Linked DNA regions of Homo sapiens: region 1 is linked to region 2. Evidence: chromatin contacts called from ENCODE Hi-C or POLR2A ChIA-PET data. All regions are on one chromosome and are shown on one strand. The core of a region is the stretch at or near the end of the contact, and the rest is flanking DNA. Distances in the headings are between cores, read along the strand shown. Region 1 has its middle 5.7 kb from the start of TRERNA1. Region 2 has its middle 11 kb from the start of SLC9A8.

Region 1 (3,019 bases), core at 129-2,628, 250 kb after region 2:
CTAATGAGTCTTTGTTTTTTAATAGACCCATTTAACTCATTTACATTTATTGTTTAAATGGATATGTTTGGTATTGTGTGATTCTGTATTGTGTTTTCTGTTAATTGACTGATTGAATGAATAGATGAATGAATGAGTGAGTGAAGCAAAGTAAATTTCAGGTTGCTGGGGTGGGCTGAAGATTGGAGCTTTCCTGGGCTATCCAGGGTGAAAAGAGCAATGGCATTGACCCTAGACCCCTCACTTTTGCAATTATTTATTCCACAGCCCTTGATCCCCCAGATGAAGGATCTGTCCATTCTTCTCATCTCCAGCCTCTCCAATGTAACCTTCATCCTGTCCCTCCCAAACCACCTCCCCACACAGGGAGCATCAGGCTTATGATTCTGGGTTGTAAGTTAGATTCTCATTCCCATGCCTGCTCCCCCATTAACTGGTGGTGTGGCCTTGATTTACCTGAGTCTTCATTTCCTCACTTGTAAAATGGGATCATAGTATTTGCTTCCTACTATGACTGTTGAAAGGATTACATGGAACAACTTGGGTCAAAGGGCTTAGCACAGTGCCTGGCTTAGAGAAAGCACTCAGCAAGCTAAGATTTCATTATTATTGTTGTTGTACCTCAGTTTCCTTCCATTGTAAATGAAGCTGATTTTCACTTCCTTTCAGGCACCTTAGGATCCCTAGCCTCAAAATCTGGAGCTGGGGAATCTGTCCAACCCACCTTCTCACTGTGTTCTCTACCCTCAGCTCCCAGAGAGGGAATTTCTGGGGACTCTAGGGGATCCTCAGAGGCCTGACCTGCCACCAGGAGGTGGGGAGAGAAGACAGCACAAAAAATGTGAAAGCTTCTTCAGGGACTGGGTGTGGTGGCTCACACCTGTAATCCCAGCACTTTGGGAGGCCAGGGCAGGAGGATTACCTGAGGATAGGAATTTGGGACCAGCCTGGGCAACATAGTGAGACCCCATCTTTACAAAAAGCTAAAAAAAAAAAAAAAGAGCTTCTTCATGCCATCTCTGTGGCCACATCAGCATTATCCCCACACACAGATGAGGAAACTGGGACTGCACTCGCTCATTTAATTCCACAGACACACCCCCCTGAGCACCTACTGTGTGCCAAACTGTGCCAGGCCACAGGGCAGGCAGACCAGGCCTCTCTCCCCCAGGGCTCATGGCCCATCAGGGAAGACAGGAAATAGCAAGTCAGCCCGGGAGGATTTAAATCAAGCGCCTTGCCCAGCCCTTCAAAGCCTCCTAGAGAATTTTCCAGCATCCCTGCCTGGTGGGCGGCCCTGCTCCCTTGCTCCCTTTTCTCAAAAGAGAAAGCCCGAGGCCAGAGAGGGGCGTTCCCAGCCTGGCTGGAGTCACAGCTTCCGAGGGGTGGTGACAGTCTTCCTGCCTTTGCCCCAGCTGGTGTCCCTGCCGGGAATACTCTTCTCCTGGTGGGCTGCCAGCAGATCCTGCCCAGTGCTGGGACACTGCCGGGCGTCACTTCCTCTGGGACCTTCCTGGCTGAGAGGGCAAGGCGCTGACACTCTTGCTCAGCGCCAGAGGGTTTCCTCTTTCATAATGAGTTTCCTACTCACTAGGAAGGTCTGCGTCCCTTGAGACTCTGAGCTTCACGAGGGGCACAGGCTTTGCCATCTTCCTGGCACCTCTCACCTGCCCAAGCAAGATGGGAACGAGGCGCTGCTGGGTCCCTTTCTCAGGAAGACGCCCCTACCTCCGCTCCAGGCGTGGATGGCACTGAAGGCCTCTCCCTGCATCTTCTCCTGCTTCAATTCTGCACTTGGTTTATGGAGTTATTTCTTTTGATTTTTCTTAAGACCTTAAGTGCTTTTTTTTTTATTCTTCTTGCCCAGGCTGCAGTGCAGTGGCATGATCTCAACTCACTGCAATCTCTGCCGCCTGGTTTCAAGTGATTCTCCTGCCTCAGCCCCCCAAGTAGCTGGGATTACAGGCACCCGCCACCACACCCAGCTAATTTTTGTAGTTTTAGTAGAGACGGGGTTTCACCATGTTGGCCAGGCTGGTCTCGAACTCCTGACCTCAGGTGATCCAGCCGCCTTGGCCTCCCAAAGTGCTAGGATTACAGGCATGAGCCACCGCACTCGGCCAAGTACTTTATTTTTTTAATTTAAATTTTTGTAAAGACAGGGTCTTGCTATGTTGCCCAGGCTGATCTCAAACTCCTGGCCTCAAGCAATCTTCCCACTTCAGCCTCCCAAAGCACTGGGATTACAGCCATGAGCCACTGTGCCCAGCCTGTGGGGTCATTTCGTTGTCTAACTCCCTTTCTAGAATGTTGTCTCTGTGAGGACAGGACTTTTGTCTGTTTGGGGCACCACTGTGTCCCCAGTGCCTAGCATGGTGCTTGGCACATAGGTGCTTAATAACTATCTGTGGAAGGAAGGGAAGAAGAGAGGGAGAGAGGAAGAAAAGAAGAAGAGGAGGGAGGGAGAAAGAAGAAGGGAAGGAGACAGGGAAGGGGAGGTTGCCATTTATTTGTCCAGTTTTTCATTTGTTCATTCCACAAATACTTATTGAGCACCAATTGTGTGCTAGTTCTGGGGAGAGAATGGTGCCAGACACAGACACGATCCTGCCGGCAAGGCACTGACTTTCTGGTTAGTGAGAACCAGTCAGGTTCAGTGGCGGAAAGTGTGGGGAGGCAAGGTAAGGTGGGCGAGGGGCTGCAGACAGCATGTCGGGGGCACCTGGGCCAGGCTGCTGGCAGGAGGGCTCAGCTGGCAGGGACAGGCCCCGGCTCCCCCTACCCCCAGCTGGCAGATGCACAGGGCTGTGGTAGCTGTGGGCAGCCCGGTTGCCAAATGCCACCACAGCTGCGTCACTGAGAGCTGGGAGGGCCCCAAGGCTGAGGGGGCTGGGAGGGGCCCCCACACCCAGGCTGGCTCCAGCCCCGAAGCAGATAGAACTGGTCAAAGGCCTGCCCCGTGCCCACTGTTCCCCACTCTATGTGATGTGGCTACATGGCTACTTCCTGTTCTGGACCA
Region 2 (3,324 bases), core at 503-3,002:
CCTCAAAGGGAATTACTTAAATTTTTTTCTTGATTATAAAAGTAGTATTCCAGCCTGGGCAACAAGAGCGAGACTCCATCTCAAAAAAAAAAAAAAAAAAAAAAAGTATTGGCTCATCACTATGAAAAAGCATTTTCAGAGAATACAGAAAAGTGTGAGGAATAGAATAAAAAACAGTCATAATTTTGGAGCATTTTGTAAGTTAGCCCATAGATTTTTTAAATGCATACACATGTACTTAATTCTAAAGTGAACCTGTGCTATCTTTTTATTTAACAGTAATCCTAAGATTTATTGAGTATGTACAATGCATATGCTAGTTGCTCTCTGTGTATTAATCCATTTTATATTTACAGTAGTCCTGTGTGATAAGCACTATTATTAATTCAATTTTATAGATGGGGAAACTGAGGCAGAGAGCAGTTAAGTGATTTACCCAAGATCACACAAGGTGGCCAAGCTGGAATTCAGAAACAAGTAATCTGGCTTCAAGGCCCATGACGTTAACCACTATACTACATTGCTAAGGCAGAGCAGAGACCCCTCCCAAGTTAATACCCATAGATATGAGTCATCCTTTTTAGTGCCTGCACTTATTCTTCTATTACTAGATAATTGGGCTTTTTCTAGTTTCCCCCTACTAGGAAATAGAGAGAAACTTCCCTTTTGGGCTTTAAATTAGACAAGAAAATATGCGGTTAGATGTCACCACAACTTGTACTTCTTTTTTTTTTTTTTTTTTTTGAGACAGGGCTCGCTCTGTCACCCAGGCTGGAGTGCAGTGGTGCGATCACAGCTCACTGCAGCTTTGACCTCCCAGGCTCAATCTATTCTCCCGCCTCAATCTATTCTCCCACTTCAGCCTTCTGAGTAGTTGGGACTACAAGTGCACACCACCGTGCCTGACTATTTATTTCTCTTTTCTGTAGACATGGGGTCTCACTGTGTTGCCCAGGCTAACAACTGGTATTTCTAACCCAGGAGAAGCAACGAAGGGCTCAGCCCTACTTTGAAGCAATCGCCCCATTATGCACATATATATTGACTGGGGGAGGTTATTTTATTTAAGAAACATCCATGAAGTACTTATGTGCCAGACAGACATGGCTTCAAGAACTTCTGAATAGGCTGGGCACGGTGGCTCACGCCTGTAATCCCAACACTTTGGGAGGCCGAGGCGGGCGGATCACGAGGTCAGGAATTCGAGACCAGCCTGGCCAACATGGTGAAACCCCGTCTCTACTAAAAATACAAAAACTTAGCTGGGCGTGGTGGTGGGCGCCTGTAATTCCAGCTACTTGGGAGGCTGAGGCAGGAGAATTGCTTGAACCCAGGAGGCAGAGGTTGCAGTGCAGTGATCCGAGGTCACGCCATTGCACTCCAGCCTGGGCAACAAGAGTGAAACTCTGTCTTAAAAAAAGAAAAAAAGAAAAAAGAACTTCTGAATATTAGCTCACTTCACCCAAAAATAATACTCTGAAATACATACCAGGGAAACTGAGGCACAAGGGGGTTAACTTGCCCAACATGACAGAGGCAGTAAGTGGCAGTGCTGAGATCTGAACCCCGGAAGCTTGGCTCCAGTGTCTGGGTTCTTAACTCCCAATCAGCCTCTCTGTCTACCCCTTGGCCCAAGAGAGCTGGCCCGCCCTGGGGTACTCAAAGCAAACCCACTTTCAGCTGAGGACTGACGGCAGCAAGGTGAATATATCTATTTTTCCTTTTAAGTGATACTCATGTATTAGCTCACAGTTCTGTAGGTCCTAAGCTCATGCAGGCTCTGCTGTGTTATACGTTCAGGGCATCACATGGCTGAAGCAGAGATGTCAGCTCACTGGAGTCCTCATCTGGAGGCTATGGGAGGAATTGGACTCTTTTCAGATTGTTGGCAGAATTCAGTTCCTTGCAGCTGTAGAACTGAAGCCCCCATTTCCTTACTTGCGATTCTCTCTGCAACTAGAAGCTTCCTGCATTCCTTGTCCTGTGGCCCCTTCTTTTTTTTGAGACAGAGTCTCGCTCTGTTGCCCAGGCTGGAGTGCAGTGGCGTGATCTCGGCTCACTGCAAGCTCCGCCTCCCGGGTTCATGCCATTCTCCTGCCTCAGCCTCCCGAGTAGCTGGGACTACAGGCGCCCGCCACCATGCCCAGCTAATTTTTTTTTTTTTGTAGTAGAGACGGGGTTTCACCATGTTAGCCAGAATGGTCTTGATCTCCTGACCGCGTGAGCCACCCATCTCGGCCTCCCAAAGTGCTGGGATTACAGGCATGAGCCACCGCGCCCAGCCTATATCTTTTTATTTATGGCAAATATTTTAACTGTCCCACAGATTTGTCTTGAATAAGAAGCAAAGAGACGGGAAAACCCCTTAGAAACAGGTGTGTAATGGGACTTTTCTTTTGTTTCAGTTTTGGTTAAGGGCTTCGTGCTGAGGTACTGTGGCTCTCTCTAGAGACAGCTGAATGTCTGCTGAGTTAGAAAAGGGGAGACTTCCCCAAACCGTCTATGAACCCTTAGCCCATCACCTGTGTTGAGGGTGTACCGGGAAGACTTGAGGATTACTGAGGGGAAAATAGAGGTTATGGAGAAAGTTTCCCCTTCATTGAAAATGCCTGGGCAGGGTGCGGTGGCTCACGCCTGTAATCCCAGAACTTTGGGAGACCGAGGCGGGTGGATCACCTGAGATTAGGAGTTCGTGACCAGCCTGGCCAACGTGGTGAAACCCCATCTCTACTAAAAATACAAAAAATTAGCTGGGCGTGGTGGTAGGCGCATGTAATGCCAGCCACTTGGGAGGCTGAGGCAAGGAGAACCCAGGAGGCAGAGATTGCGGTGAGCCAAGATCGCGCCATTGCACTCCAGCCTGGGCAACAAGAGTGAAACTCCATCTCAAAAAAAAAAAAAAGTTTGCAAAAATAAAAAAATAAAAAATAAATAAAGGGCCGGGGACAGTGGCTCACTCCTATAATCTCAGCACTTTGGGAGACACGGGCTGGCAGATCCCGTGAGCCAAAGAGTTCAAGACCAGCCTGAACAACATGGCGAAAACCCGCCTCTACAAAAAAATACAAAAATTAGCCAGGCACAGTGGTTGTGCCTGTAGTCTCAGCTACTTGGGAGGCTGAGGTGGAGGATCACCTGAGCCCAGGAGGTTGAGGCCAAAGTGAGCAGTGATTGTGCCACTGTATGCCAGCCTGGGTAACAGAGTGAGACCCTGTCTCAAAAATAAAATAAAATAAATAAAAATTAGAAGAAGAAATAATTGAAAATTCTGAAAAACATAAAATAAAAAAGGCAGTTTCCTTGGAGTTTTCTGTGCTACTGTGG

What was found. A loop is a pair of places that touch in the nucleus more often than their neighbours do. ChIA-PET counts read pairs that join two places held with the same protein, here RNA polymerase II (POLR2A). Pooled maps may share reads with other maps.
Region 1: a loop to region 2 is called in a pooled map, with 2.1 times the contacts of the local background. The contact joins two enhancer-like sites. A Hi-C loop is called at or near these places in 1 of 50 pooled maps. POLR2A ChIA-PET finds 5 or more read pairs at or near these places in 2 of 52 experiments (A549 and activated naive CD8-positive, alpha-beta T cell).

What each region holds. Positions count from the first base shown.
Region 1 is chr20:50,045,778-50,048,796 of GRCh38, forward strand. No RefSeq gene overlaps it. Among named protein-coding and RNA genes, the nearest start is that of TRERNA1, 5.7 kb to the left of the region's middle. Within about 2 kb of position 1,379, at least 26 of the 41 ENCODE cell types and tissues checked have a DNase peak (open chromatin) inside an H3K27ac peak, as active enhancers do.
Region 2 is chr20:49,800,264-49,803,587 of GRCh38, forward strand. No RefSeq gene overlaps it. Among named protein-coding and RNA genes, the nearest start is that of SLC9A8, 11 kb to the right of the region's middle. RefSeq lists an enhancer at 2,678-2,807. Within about 2 kb of position 1,753, at least 4 of the 41 ENCODE cell types and tissues checked have a DNase peak (open chromatin) inside an H3K27ac peak, as active enhancers do.